Regions from separate parts of the Homo sapiens genome. Here region 2 is linked to region 1. A link is an interaction called in ENCODE POLR2A ChIA-PET data of the cell type or tissue named here. Cell type or tissue: GM12878. All regions are shown on one strand. Each heading gives the region's core, and the rest is flanking DNA. Links, peaks and the distances in the headings are about the cores only.

Region 1 (7,674 bases), core at 2,384-6,383:
GACCACAGGTTGGTAACAACCACACTAGGCATTCAAGGCATCTCCTTCTCCTATAGGATAAATGTATTACATGTATATTTGCTGCTTCAGTCTCCCCTCATCTATAAATTTCATTTCCTAGGGAAAAAAACTTAAAAGCAACAGTTTTAAAACAGGTTGAATCAAGTTTACAGATAAATAGGTGGGTTTCCTGGATTCTCTGGTTATAGCCAAACTCCTGATGCCTTTTAGTATCTATCTATCCAATGTGATTTAGTTTCTCAGAAAAAGGTGAAAATTAAGGAAAATCATACATCTCTGAACAATCATTCTTTTGACAACCTACCAATTATATCACATTCCTCACAAATCTTTTTTATTTTTCAAATCCTGGGGTGAGGGGTGGGGAGGGGAACTCATAGCTTCTTTCCTAAATTATTAATTATATGGTAATAGTCATTGCAGCTTACCAATTTTGCCAAATACCACATCTTGTCTTTGCTATATTTTATTTGTCTTCGACAGTGGTAGATTTCCTTACAAATTGGAAAAAAAAGGACAGAAAGAAAATGTTAGCAGGTTTACCACAAAATGACAATAACATATACTGTTATTTAAGTTTTTACTTTCTAGGCCTAAAGAAAATGCTGCCATAAGAAATAGAAACATTACTAAGAATTTAGAGATTATTTTCCCCTACACAAAGTTGTATTTTTCCAAAGTCTCACTATGTTAAAAGATTACTACGGGAGAAATAGAAACTATACAATGGCTGGTTTGTGTCAACACTTGCAACATTTCTATCCAAAGAAATCCTAAAAGATTTAAATGAAAGTATCTTTAAAACATTTAGCTGATTAAAAGAACAAAAGAAAAAGTACAAGAAAACGTTCATTATTAATGAGGAGAAAAATGGCAAAATGGACAAGTGTTTTCATGTGAAAAGCCAATATTCTAGGTGTTTGGCCAACAGCATAGGTTCTAGAATCAGACTGCCTGCCTGGATTTGAATCCTAACTCTGCCATTTACTAGCTACATAATCTTGAGCAAGCTACTTAACCTCTCTCTAATTTTCCTCTTCTGTAAAATAAATAAAACGATAATTAGAGGGAAATAAAGTAACCTATTTCAAGAAACCATTTTATAGTGCTTGGCACATGGTAACTTCTCAGTAAATGTTAGCTTTTATTATCTTCTATTTAAAGTTGTAGGTATGTCCTGTTTAATTACAATGTATAGTTCAAAAAGCACTTTTCACTCATTATTTCATTTAGTCTAACTCTATGAGTTGAGGGATGAAACATTTTACATATAAACTGAAAATCAGAGAAATCAAGTGACTTGTCTAAGACCAGAGGTTTGCAAGAGACAAAGTTGGAATTCAAAGAACAGAGAAGTATGATACACCTGATACAATGTCTAGCACATCTACTTTCAAAAGTTCCTCTATTGACTCTAAAACCCACTTTCTTTCCACTACTATACCAAACTGCCATTTAAAAAAAAATTAGAAAACATGTGTTATGGAAAACTATAGCAAGGAGGTCTCAAAACTTTCTAACATTCTGACTCCTGCTGGAAATTTTCAAATGCCTTAGAAAGAGCAGTTTTCTCAAGTGGCCATCTTTTAATATGTGGCAGATTTCAGTTGCAATAGAAGCAGACAGCCTGAAACTATAGCAATAGCCTAATTACATTTTCAGCAATAAAGTTTCTTGGGGAGACAGGGAGAGGAAAGAACTATCATGACTGATAATAATAATCTGCAAAAATTAATCCACTCAATGAAATCTTTCATATAGAAGAGACCCTTGGCCGGGAGCAGTGGCTCAGCCTGTAATCCCAGCACTTTGGGAGGCCGAGGCGGCCGGATCACAAGGTCAGGAGATCGAGACCATCCTGTGAATGGTGAAACCCCGTCTCTACTAAAAATACAAAAAAAAAAAATTAGCCGGGCATGGTGGCCGGCGCCTGTGGTCCCAGCTACCCGGGAGGCTGAGGCGGGAGAATGCCATGAACCCGGGAGGTGGAGCTTGTAGTGAGCTGAGATTGCGCCACTGCACTCCAGCCTGGGCGACAGAGCGAGACTCCGTCTCAAAAAAATAAAAATAAAAAAGAAGAGACCCTTTAATTTGTGCATTCTTGTGGTGGGATAATTTTAAACCTTAATTTTGTATGATTACCCTCAAATTTTACACATATAAACAATGGTAATCCTGACCAGAGGATGGCAAAAAGGAAGAAGTGTTTACAAGAAAGGCAAAAGTTAATCATCCTCTTCCAAAACTGAAAAAAAACCTCAGCATTTACTTTGGGCAGGTGAAATGTCTAAGGGCACTTTCTAAAGATAAACGAGACAAAGTCTCAGTACGTATCAAGCAAATAAAGTAACAAAGGTGGAGGTCAGAAGACCTAGTTATATATCTCTGCCATTAACTGACCTATACAGCAAATTAGATAAAGTGAGGATAGGATACGTAAAATAGTTATTCAAATGAAATAAATGTATGTCTAAATTATAAAATGTCTAAATCAATAACTTTTAAATAAATCAATTTATTTTTAAATGCATATAATAATTCAAATGAGGAAAAAGTGTTACCTAATAAAATTTCTGGCCAGGCGCTGTGGCTCATGCCTGTAATCCCAGCACTTTGGGAGGCCGAGGCAGGAAGATTGCTTGAGCCCCGGAGTTTGAGACCAGCCTGGGCAACATGACAAAAACTCGTCTCTACTAAAAATACAAAAATTAGCTGGGAGTGGTGGCACATACCTGTGGTCCCAGCTACTCAGGAGGCTGAGGTGGGAAGATCTCTTAAGCCCAGGAGGTCAAGGCTATAGTGAGCCATGACTGCACAACTGTGCTCTAGCCTGGGCAACAGAGTGAGACCCTGTCTCAAAAAAAAAAAAAAAAGTTTTAGGCCAGGTGCGGTGGCTCACATCTGTAATCCCAACACTTTGGGAGGCCAAGGTGGGTGGAACACTTGATGCCAGGAGTTGGAGACCAGCCCGGACCACACAGAGAAACCCCATCTCTACTAAAAATACAAAATTAGCCGGGCGTGGTGGCACACACCTGTAATCCCAGCTACTTGGGAGGCTGAGGCACAAGAATAGCTTGAGTCCAGGAGGTGGAGGCTGCAGTGAGCCGAGATCATGCTACTGCACTCCAGCCTGGGCAACAGAGCTAGACCCTGTCTCAAAAAAAAAAAAAAAAAAAAAAAGTTCTTACTAGAGCTTTATGAGATTCAGATTCACATTAAGGTATTATTATCAGTATGCTGACTAATCCATAAATTAAAAATACGTCTCATATAGAAACGGTTGTTGGGGGAGTGAAGAAAAAGAGGAAAAATAAGAAATGGTAGCTCAAAGAGTTTTGACCCAGTCTCATTACACTTTTCATTTATTTAACATAGCTTTTTTTCAAAGATACTGCAAAAGGAAACTGAAGCCCAAATTAACAAGGTGTGACTATCATAAAGAAAGCCATTTAATTTCTCTCTGGCTCATTTTCTTTTTTTTTTTTTTTTTTTTTTTTTTCTCCTGAGACGGAGTCTCGCTCTGTCACCCAGGCTGAAGTAGTGCAGTGGTGCGATCTCAGCTCACTGCAACCTCTGCCTCCCAGGTTCAAGTGATTCTCCTGCCTCAGCCTCCCAGTAGCTGGGACTACAGGTGTGCACCACCACACCCGGCTAATTTTTGTATTTTTAGTAGAAATGTGACTTCACCATATTGGCCAGCTGGGCTTGAACTCCTGACCTTGTGATATGCCCACCTCAGCCTCCCAAAGTGCTGGGATTACAGGCATGAACCACCACACCCAGCCTTCACTGTCTTCATATGAAGCCCCATATAAGATAAAATCTACATAAGAATCTATATTCTTTGGAAATTGGTGCTAGCTAAACTACGAAGTTAGTCTTAAAAATATGAGGAGTAGCCTAGAACAACTCTACATTGGTAACATTCATTTTTATTTACTGCTACGGGTTTTGCTCACTATCCCATCCACTGTTATTTATTGACTATATATTCTAATGCAGAAGATCAGAATTAGGTAGAATGGTAGATATTATCTGGCCCTCTTTTCAGCTAGAGATAAAACTAATTTTAATAATGGCTGCAGCTGGCAGATTGGAAATTCTAAGGGACATTGTATATTATAGCGCAGTATTATGAACTATATGGCCAGTGAATAAATTATTTCTGGTAAGTTAGGTATTTATGAAGGGTATCGGTATTCCCAGTCATAACAGGTACAACTGATGTACCAATATTAAATTACTAAATACTATTTAAAGTCAGAAAATGTTCATATTTCCCAGATGTCATAATTTGTCCCCCAAAGGATTACTGAAACAAAATCTGTGCAAAATAGAGAAATTAAGGTTTTCCAAAGTACCTATATCAAATCAAATTAAATGTCTTCCCACAGGCACTTGTATAAGAAGGATAAATGATACAAAAAAGTTAATCAAAATAGTTTCATTAAATATAACACACAACAAATTACTGTATTGATAGTGTTCATCATTTGCTAGAGTTAAGCAGATGACATACTACTAACTATTTGAATTTTGCCACTTGGGATATATCCTAAAGTACATTTTTTTAGTATCTAAAGATACTAAACAAAACAAACACATAACAAAATTGTGCTGTTATAGATTCTGGACTTGACAAATACTGTTGTAATTTATTTCCAATTAATACCTGATTTCAGGCCGGGCACGATGGCTCACGCCTGTAATCCCAGCACTTTGGGAGGCCGAGGCAGGCGGATCATGAGGTCAGGAGATCGAGACCATCCTGGCTAACACGATGAAACCCCGTCTCTACTAAAAATACAAAAAATTAGCCGGGATGGTGGCAGGCGCCTGTAGTCCCAGCTAGTCGGGAGGCTGAGACAGGAGAATGGCGTGAACCCGGGAGGCAGAGTTTGCAGTAAGCCAAGATTGCACCACTGCACTCCAGCCTGGGCGACAGAGGGAGACTCCATCTCAAAAAAAAAAAAAAAAAATACGTGATTTCAAAGAGCTCAGGTAAGAAGCAAAAAAAGTTCATTAGTTACAGAAAAATTTTTATTTATGATATTTGTGCAATTGTGTAACGTTTCATTTAGTCAATTTTGGTTAATTACAAAATGGAGACCAGCCTGGCCAACATGGTGAAACCCCATCTCTACTAAAAATACAAAAATTAGCTGGTCATCGTGGCGGGCACCTGTAATCCCAGCTACTCCGGAGGCTCAGGCAGAAGAATCCCTTGAACCCGGGAGGCGAAGGCTGCAGTGAGTCAAGATCGTGCCATTGCACTCCAGCTGGGTGACAGAGCAAGACTCTGTCTCAAAAATAATAATAATAATAAAATAAAATAAACAAAATGGAGTCAATACTTAATAGCCTATACTGACAAATCTTTCAAGTTGTGATGTCATGACAAAATATGAAAGTTGAAAAGTTATTTGTTTATTCTGTGCAGATAACGATAAGATAAATCTCCAGTAGGAACCCAATGATTAAGTTCAAACTTTAGGTTCAAATTGCAAAACAAACAAACAAACAAACAAACAAAAAACAGTGTGTCTATATTCAAATATATAACACTGGAAAATCATATACATAATTTAAACATTGGCCAATAGTTTAAGTCATTCTTGCCAACTCCACATGCTCCATCATTAAGAGCTCATCAGCAAGCCTCTCAGAGTCAAAAATCAGTATGTCTTAAACTATTAGCTTAGTTTTAGAGTTAAGGTCCCTATCCAGGAGGTTAAGTAAAGACAAATAAGTAAAGAATAACAATCTTTTTCAACTATTGAAGAGATAAATCTAGTACATCTTCTCTGTCAATTAGAGTGAATGGTTGTATAATTTTTTTAACACAGAATAATAAATCATTACTAATCACTTAAGAGTAAGAGCACTACCACAATTAAGAGATTAGTTCTACCCACGAACTTACTGCTGGTCTCCGAGGTTCTCCAGGCAGTTGTGGAGGATAAACAATTTTATTCTTCTTCTCCCATTTTCGAGAAATGTCAAGAGAAGCACTTGTGTGGATATATGATTGAGGTAAAACACTGTGAAATGAAAGAAGCCTATAAAACAACAGACACTTAGGGGACCTTTCTGTAGAGTTTACATATCTTTTGAACCACTTCAGCTCCATTTTGATGAAAACAATTTAAGGATCACAACTGGAAATATTCTAGAGGTATTCATTAATAGAGACTACTTTTAAACACAACAAAGAGACAGTTTATTAGAGGCTAACAGGAGAGAAAGTAAACGCACATAAGTCAAACCGTTAATAGATATTAACCCAAGATTTCTTGCCCTGACTGGCCAATAACACTGTCTTCTATAAGTCACCCACTCCTAAGAAAGATTTAGAGAAGACATAATGAGCTCTCTGATCTGACCTGTAAGATTGCCCAACTTTGTTGAGTAACTAAGACAAAAACACAAAACAATTAGAAGACAATATAAAACCACATAACTAAAATATGGGAAACAGCAGAGGATTTCAGAGGTGACTTCAGGTGAATCTTGAACTTCCTAATTGATATGGCTCGGCTCTGTGTCCCACCCAAATCTCATCTTCAATTGTAATCCATACATGTTGAGGGAGGGACCTGGTGGGAGGTGATTAGATCGCTGGGCAGTTTCCCCCATGCTGTTCTCGTGATAGTGAGGGAGTTCTCATGAGATCTGATGGTTTAAAAGTGGCAGTTTCCCTGCACTGTCTCTCTCTCCTGCTGCCTTGTGAAAAAGTTGCCTGCTTCCCCTTCACCTTCCCCTATGATTCTAAGTCTCCTGAGGCATCCCCAGCCACGCAGAACTGTGAGTCAATCAAACCTTGTTGGTTTATGAGTTACCCAGTCTCAGGTAGTATCTTTATAGCAGTGTGAAATGGACTAATACACTAATTATCAGAGGAATGGGGCAACGACATATATCATCTATGCAGAGGTACAGAGTTGAGAAATAAGGGGAGGTCTGACTGAGTCAGAGAATTTGTTAAGTATTGGAAAGGTCATTGAGGCTAGAGTGGTTGTCTTTGAATGCTAAACTAATAGGCTGAGACTTGATGATGAAGATCCCAAATTCACTATTCCTTGACCTCTTCCCCCACACTTTAACTGCTTTAATAATATACAACTAGTCATTCTCCCTCTCCCATTTTCCCCAGCATCCGCTACTCCCCTATATCACTAAATAAAATCACTCTTGAATGGTGTTCTAGAGTTTATCTTCAACTTCCCAATGATTTTCATCCTGCCAGAGCTAGTCACCAAATCTTACAGATAAAATAAAGATTCCCCTGAAATCGTTCTCAAATGCTTTACCTCTTCCCCATTCTAATTGCCACCATCCTATATAGCAATAGCCTCTAGATTGATTTCTCTTCCATCAACTTGCCCAATTCCAATCCATCTTTCTCTGCTTGAGTACCAAATGAGCTACCCTTCTATAATTCAGAGCTACTCATGTCATCCTCCAGCTTAAAAACGTCTATTGAAATAAGCAAATGAATAGTTATGTAATATTCTAATGCTATCCTTTTTTTTCAGTGTCACTGACTACTGGGATTCTTGGTATGGAAATAAGCAGAAAAGGTTCAGCCAAAATCCAATAAGTACTAGATCTCTCCACTGAAGAGGTGTAGAAGCAATGAACAATCTAGTA
Region 2 (7,674 bases), core at 1,436-5,435, 440 kb after region 1:
CATTGAATGCCACTGAGTTTGTTGCTCAGCATCATTGTGGCAATAGTTGACTGATACAGGTTATGATAATGGTATTATAGTTTGCTTTAAAAAGAGCTCCTACATTTTAGAAATATACATGAAAATACTTACAAAATGAAAAAAATTAATAATTTTAAAAGAAAAATTGTTCCCCATTGTCAGACCACATGTCAAGCCCTGTATCGTGCCTTGAGTTTACTAAAGTCTCTGTGTCCCTGAGGCACTTGGCACCTCTCCCACAGTGATTCTGATCCTAGGGGTCTGGAATCCTAGAGTGTCAAAGTTGGGAGGGACACTGTGGACTATGGTGTCCCATGTGCCCGTCTGGGGAGTCTGTGGACCATAGAGGTAAAAGGCTTCACCAAGGCTACCCTGAGCTGGGACTCCTGCCCAGGACTGCAGACACCTCTGCTTTCCAGCCCTCCACCCTGCTGAGAGCAGGAGACCTCGCTGGCTCTGGTCATCGCCTCTCCTTCTCAAGCCCCACTCTGCCGTAGACTAGAAAAATCCAGAATTTTCAATGAGCCCCGAGAAATATCTTCCAGTCTTCACCCTCTGGCTTTACAAAAGTCCCATCAAAAAGCCAATCATTGGCCAGGCACGGGAGCTCACGCCTGTAATCCCAACCCTTTAGGGGGCAGAGGCGGGTGGATCACCTGAGGTCAGGAGTTCGAGACCAGCCTGACCAACATGATGAAACCCTGTCTTTATTAAAAATACAAAAAATTAGCCGGGTGTGGTGGCACATGCCTGTAATCCCAGCTACTTAGGAGGCTGAGGCAGGAGAATCACTTGAACCCGGGAGGCAGAGATTGCAGTGAGCCAAGATTGCACCACTGCACTCCAGCCTGGGCGACAGAGTGGGACTCCATCTCAAAACAAAACAAAAAACAAAAAAAAAAAACCACATTAAAAGCCCATTCAGATCTTTGAGAGCCTGCTGTAGTATCTGGATGCTCCCAGTCCCAGAAAAAGGGATGGTGAGAGAAAGCTGGTTCTCAATCACAGGCCCAGCTGTTCCCTCCTGCCACCCCTCTGTTCCCCCAGATACCCCACTGAGCCCAAACCATCACAGCAACACCAGCCCCTCCCACCCTTCCTGGGCTTTTGAGCTGTACAGGCTCACATCCATTGGAATAGCATTCCAATTCCCTGGGGCTGGAGGAGCCAAAGACTCTCCCAGCTTTGAGATCCCAAGGAGCATTCCAAAGTCTCCTAGGGTGTCAGAGGCTATCTTTGCAACCCACCTACCCAAGCTAGAAAGCAGGCTGTCTAGGTTCCCTCAATGCCAGCTACCCTAACTTACCCTTCCTCACTGTCTGCTAGGCAAGGCATTTCCCCAGGGGGACCCAGGGCAGCTTGGCTGGAGCAAGTGCTTCACTTTCTGTGGTTGGGCAGTTTGGAGTTCCTCTCTCCCCTGAGTGCCGCCCCCAACATCTGCACAGCCACCTTGCTCAGCTCCAGGTGTCTGCTCAAAAGTTACCTTATTCTGCACCTTGAAAACTTGATGCTGAGTGAAAGAGGCCAGTCACCAAAGATGACACATTGCATGATTCCACTTCTATGAGATGTCCGGAATAGGCAAATCCATAGCAACAGAAAGTAGGTCAGTGGTTGCCAGGGGCTGGAGCAAAGGGGGAGTGGAGAGTGACTGCTGATGGGTAGAGAGTTTCTTTTGGGGGTGATAAAAATGTTCTGGAATTAGATCGTGGTAATGGTTACACAACCCTGTGAATGTACTAAAAACCATTGAGTTGTAGATTTGAATTGTATGGTATGCAAATTGTATCACAATAAAGATTTTTAAAAAAAAGGAAAATAGAAATGAATTGGTTTTCTTGATGAAGCTCTTGCCAACTGTATTTGAAACTGCAGTCCCTCTCTGCCCTTCACACGCCCCTTCATTGGGCCTTATTCTTCTCTAACCCATCTATCACCACTTGCCATGTTATCTACGGTTTTGTTTATTGTCTTGCTCCTCCACTGTGGTAAGACAAGCAGCAAACTCATCTGTCTTGCTCACCATTGAGTCCACAGGGCCTAGTACAATGCTTGATGTGCAGTAGGTATTCAGTAAACAGGTGTTGAAGTCATTACCCACTCTGATCACTTATCAAACTTCCCCAGCAGTTGTACCCTACCTGGGGGTCCCTGAAAAATTATGCCTTTCAGGCATCTCTGAACCAAAATTTTATAGCACATCTTCCTTCATAATCCGTCTGCCCCCTCCCTCTCATTCCTTGCCACCCACTCCCAGCCGGCCTAGTTGCAGCAAGGAAAGTCTCCTGAGAGACTCTGTGCCTTCCTCCCATTTCTACACCTGCCCACTGCATCTCTCACCTTGATGACTGCAATAGGCGACCTAACCTCTCTCTCTCCTGCCTCTGCCACACCTGGCCTTCTCCTCTTTCCACACAGCAGATAGAATGACCTTTTGGCAAATGCAGCTCCTATTGGCATAGTCCCTTCTTGAAACCCTTCAGTGACTTTCCACTACTCTCAGGGCAAAGGCTAAAAACGTCTCAGCCCAATGTTGAGGCCCTTCGTGTCCTGGCCCCCTCCACTGTCATCTTCACGTGCTCCTCTCATTTACTGAGTTCCAGGCACACTGAACACCTTGTAGGTCTTTGAACTAAAAGAGACCCTCTTGCTTTTGCTATCTGCACACTCTGTTCCCTCTGCTTGGAACACTTGTCCTGCCCCACTCTGCCTTCAGGCTCAGTTTAAGTGTCGCTTTCTCCAGGAAACTTTCCCTGACTCCCAGTGGACTCAGTTATGCCCTGGGGGCCCTGTGCATCCGTGTTTGTCTTTTTGTACTGTATTTGTCTGTTTACTTGTCTGTCCCCCCAGTAGGCTAAATGCTCTGTCGAATAGGGGTTTTGTTCAGCACAGGGCCCAGCCAGTTTCTGGTGTATATTAGGTGCTGTCTTAGTCTGTTTTGGGTTGCTATAACACAATACCACAGAATGGCTAATTTACAGAGAAAATACATTTATTTGGCTAGTGCTTATGCAGGCTGGGGAGGCCAAGGGCATGGTGCCGGCATCTGACGAGGACTTTCTTGCTGCATCATCCCATGATGGAAGGGGAAGGGCAAGAGAACATGTGTGCCAGAGAGCAAGAGGGGCCAAATTCAATTTTATAACCTACTCTCAAGATAGATCACAAACACACTCCCATAATAATGACATTAATCCATCCACAAGGGTAAAGCTTCATCACCTAATCACCTCTTATGGGACCCCACTCCTAACATTGTTGCATTAGGGATTAAGTTCGCAACACATGAGCTTTGGGCGTCACATTCAGTTCATAGAATTCAGTCAACAAATAGATGAATGAATGCATGTATCCTTTCTTCCAAGCTGTTGCTCGTGCCATTCTTCCTGCCTGCAGTGCCTCCCTCCTCCTTTCCCTGTTTCCCAATCCTGCCAGCTCTGTCAGGTGCAGTTCAAGTCCTACCTCCTCTGAGAAGCCTTCCCTGATGACTCTAGCAGAAATTCAATTCTCTCCCATCTGCACCCCATGGGCCCTTGGGCCCTTGAGAATTGGGCCCAAGCATGTTCTGTCTCCCCTTTCACACTGCAGCAACTTGAAAGAAGCAATGTGGTTATACCACCTCAGAGGCTCTGGCCACAGGGAGAACACAGGAAGGGGCTGAGGGCAGATACAGCACTTGGGAGATGCATTTGAGGATGCTCAAGCCAAGTGCACGTGTCATCCAAGACTTCATGTGTCTGAGAGTCAGAAGGGATTACAGTCAGAATAGATCTTTAAGGACTATTACTAATGACTATGGAGCACGCACTGTCTGCCAGGCCCTGGCTAAACTCTTTACAACAGCATCTCATGTGATCATTACAATTGTCTTATGTGGAATGTACTATTAGGGCCCTCATTTTACACATGGGGAAAGTGAGGTTCAGAGAGGTATAGTAACCTACCCTGGGTCACACATCGAGCAAATATCAAAGGATATATATATATATGTATAATTTTTATTTATTTTTATTTTTTATTTTTGAGACAGAGTCTCACTCTGTCACCCAGGCTGGAGTGCAGTGGCACAATCTCGTGTCACTGCTACCTCCATCTCCCAGTTCAAGTGATTCTTCTGCCTCAGCTTCCCAAGTAGCTGGGACTACAGGCATGCGTCACCACGCACAGCTAATTTTTGTATTTTCGGTGGAGATGAATTTTACGCACGTCCGTATAAAAGACCACGTGAGCAGGCTTAGTGTGAGCAACAAGGCTGTTTATTCATTTGGGTGCAAGTGGGCTGAGTCCGAGAAAGGAGTCCTAACTCCACCGCCTATCCCAAACCTATAAGAACCAATGATAATCCCACCAGCCTTCACTGACTCCTTTCTCGGACTCAGCCCACTTGCACCCAAGTGAATAAACAGCGTTGTTGCTCACACTAAGCCTGCTCAGGTGGTTTCTTATACGGACACGTGTAACAATGGGATTTCACCATGTTGGTCAGGCTGTTCTCGAACTCCTGGCCTCAAGTAATCTCCCTGCCTTGGCCTCCCAAAGTGCTGGGATTACAGGCACAAGCCACTGCGCTTGACCTCAAAACAGAGATTCTTAATTTCTCTCAATGACTAAGGCATGCCACCTCCACAGCATCACCCACAGATAAACATCCAGCCTCTGCTTGCATCCCACTTTTGTCAGGGATCTCCCTACATGGCAGCTCATTCTTCCATTTATTCATCCAGTTAGGGAATATTTATTCAGCAGCACTATGTGAAGGAACTGTTTGCCACTGGGGATAAGGGACGCACAAGATATCTGCTCTCATGGAACTTACATTCTAGAAAGCAGGAGTAGTCAGAGGCCAATAAGAAGTAAAGATGACAGCGGTAAACCCTAAGCTGAATTACTCAGGCTGATGACGGGATAGCGTTGTTAGGGTGAGTTGGGAAGGCCTCTCGGAAGAGGTGATACGTCCAGCTGAAATGTGAATGACAAGAAAAAGCCAGACTGGAGCTGTGAAAAAGCATTCCAGGCAGAGGGAACTACAAGTGCAAAGGCTACAAGGCGGGAATGCGCATGGCGTGTCGGGGAGCCAAGCAAGCAGAGTTGAGGTGTGAGTCGGGGGAATGGTGTAGAGATGAGTGTGGGGCAGGCAGGAGTCCAGGGCCTGTCAGGTTTCCTTGGCCAGAATGATAGAATCGACTTCTGCAGGTGGAGCTTGAATCTTTACCCCCGAGAGCCCTGGCTTGGTCTTCATGGCCGTCACAGAACAAGCCTTCCCCTCTCTCAAGTGCCAGCCTACCAAGTGCCTGAAGGCAGCTCTCCAAAATGTGTCACTCTCCTAAGTGGGTCCCACAGCCCTGCTTTCTGCTCATCTGCAGAGCAACCATGGCTGGGTTCAGGCTCCGCCCCTGGGACTGGGTGGGCAATGCTGGGGAAGTGGTTCCCCATGCTGCAATCTGTGCTCACGTGGAACTGGTTTCCTTGCGGAAAGAGCGCTTGTCAAGGATTCAGACGACAAGGTTTAAGTCTGTGAGACCTTGGATGGGTATGTCATGTTCTCAGGGCCTCAGTTTCCCCACCTGCAAAATGAAGGAGTTGGAACTTGCTCCCTGAGGGCTTCCCAGGCCTGAGATGTGTGTCCATGCCTCCCTGCTCAGAGGCCTGGCTCCAAGCAGGACTCTGGGAGGCAGGCAGCAGGAGGACTGGGGAGGTCGCTGCTGCCTCCCACACCCTAATGCCTCTGCCTCTGAGACCAGAAGCAGGGTTGCAGGCAGGACTCCAGCTCTGAGGTTAGCAGTGGCTCTGTATCCTGCAGACCCTGTTCCTGGGGAACCTTCTGCCAGGGTCGCCAATTTTCTCCTGCTTTCTTTAGCAGCCTGAAGCTGGAAGGAAGCTAGTGGAAGGTTCTGCCCCTGACCTAATGGGTAACTTCAGGCAGACCCTTCACCTCTCTGGGCCTCTGTGTCTCCAGCTCTCACCTACCTGGTGTCTAGGAAAGGCTGCCTCAGTGGGTCTCAAGGCAGCAGCAGGGTTGCCATGGTGACAGGCTAACCAGGTCCTGCTCCCAGAGGCATCTGCCGGGGTCACAGTGTGCACCAGGTAGGGTGATGGTGCCTCAGCAGGGCCCTTTATCCAGAGAGAGACTGCCACAGTGGCCTGCAGAGGGAGTGTGCTTTACCCACAGGAGCAGGCCCGGGTCGGGTTGCAAGTCTGGTTAATGCCTCTGTGCATTAGGCCTGTCGCCCGTTGACAGGATTTTTTGTTTAATTGGAGGCATAAGAAAACAATAACATCTGTCGGCATGAGGAGAGCTGCAGGAGCACGGCAGGGAGAGCCCTTAGCGAGGCGGAGAGGGGAGTCTGTGGACCGGGCCCTGCCACACTGGCTGGGTATCCCTGGGCAGGTCTCTTTTCTGTGGGCTCCAATCTGAGCTCCAGCTGTTTTCTGTGGGCTCCAGCAATGAGTAGGTTGGACGCACAGCTAGCTGACTCGAAGTGTGGTCCAAAGAGTACGCTCATCAGAATTTCCCAGGGAACTTACTGAATGCAGATTCCCAGGCCCCGTCCAGCTCCTCTGACCCAGAATCTCTGAAGAAAGAGGCTCATGAATCTGCTACCACATCCTGAGTGTGTCTTGGCAGGACCTACATCGAGGAGTGAGAGCTGGCCCTGCCATTCCCAAGCATTCAGCACAGGGTCTGGCTCACAGGAAGTGTTAGCTGTTCCTAGGAGCAGAAAGTCAAAAGAATATGCACCAAAATATTCACAGTGCATATCTTTTCCTTTTTTTTTTCTTTTTTATTTATGAGCACTTGCTAATTTTCTACAGTGAACATGTATAGCAGTGCAATTGACAAAAATAATTGTGGGGAAAAATGAGATGGCTCCACAGTTTTCATGATAGCCTTGGTAGATGTTCATGTAATATGTATTTAAATTGTTGTCTTAATTGTAGGCCGGGTGCGGTGGTTCATGCCTGTAATCCCAACACTTTGAGAGGCCAGGGCGAGCAGATTGCTTGAGCCCAGGAGTTTTAAGACCAGCCATGGTAAAACTCTGTCTCTACAAAAAGCAAATTGAAAAAGTAGTCAGGCATGGTGGCATGTGCCGGTAGTCCCAGCTACTCAGGAGGCTAAAGTGGGAAAATCGCTTGAGCCTGGTAGGCAAGGTTGCAGTGAGTGGAGATCATGCTACTGCACTCCAGCTTGGGTGACAGAGTGAGACTCTGTTTCAAAAAATAATAAAAATAAAAATAAATTGCTGTTTTAATTGTACAACTTCCAGACTACAACAGTATTGCAAGCTTACTAAAACAAGTAAAACAATAAAGCATAAATGTGTGCACATGCCAAGTTCTGATCTCACCCCCCACCCATCCCTACCCCTGAAGTGACCATTGTTAACAGCCCAGTGGGGATCATTCCACACCATTTCTCTTGCTCACACACAAGATTGACATCTTCTTGTATGGTCGGTTTGGCCCTTGTTATTGCTGCTGTTTTTACTGAAATCAAATCAGCTTGTACACTCTTCTGCAACTTGTTTTTCTTTCTTGGCAATATATCATGGACAACCCTAGAGAGAAAACAAACTGTATCTCGTTTCTTTTTTGACTAAATAAATATTTGATTTTCGTGGGCTGGGCATGGTGGCTCATGCCTATAATCCC

The links. Peaks named below come from ENCODE experiments on the same cell type or tissue, not always from the same donor. Only the 100,000 strongest peaks of a DNase experiment are listed, where the experiment ranks them.
Region 2: POLR2A ChIA-PET joins it to region 1 with 7 read pairs; 2 of 35 experiments call an interaction of 5 or more read pairs at or near these places.

Annotation. Positions count from the first base shown.
Region 1 is chr5:154,949,212-154,956,885 of GRCh38, reverse strand. MRPL22 (mitochondrial ribosomal protein L22) reads right to left here. Exons shown (of 7, transcript NM_014180.4): 3 at 5,948-6,065; 4 at 450-515. Among named protein-coding and RNA genes, the nearest start is that of MRPL22, 12 kb to the right of the region's middle. In GM12878, for the core only: no CTCF peak of the experiment used is centred there; no DNase peak of the experiment used is centred there.
Region 2 is chr5:154,504,300-154,511,973 of GRCh38, reverse strand. No RefSeq gene overlaps it. Among named protein-coding and RNA genes, the nearest start is that of HAND1, 30 kb to the right of the region's middle. In GM12878, for the core only: no CTCF peak of the experiment used is centred there; a DNase peak (open chromatin) is centred at 3,648.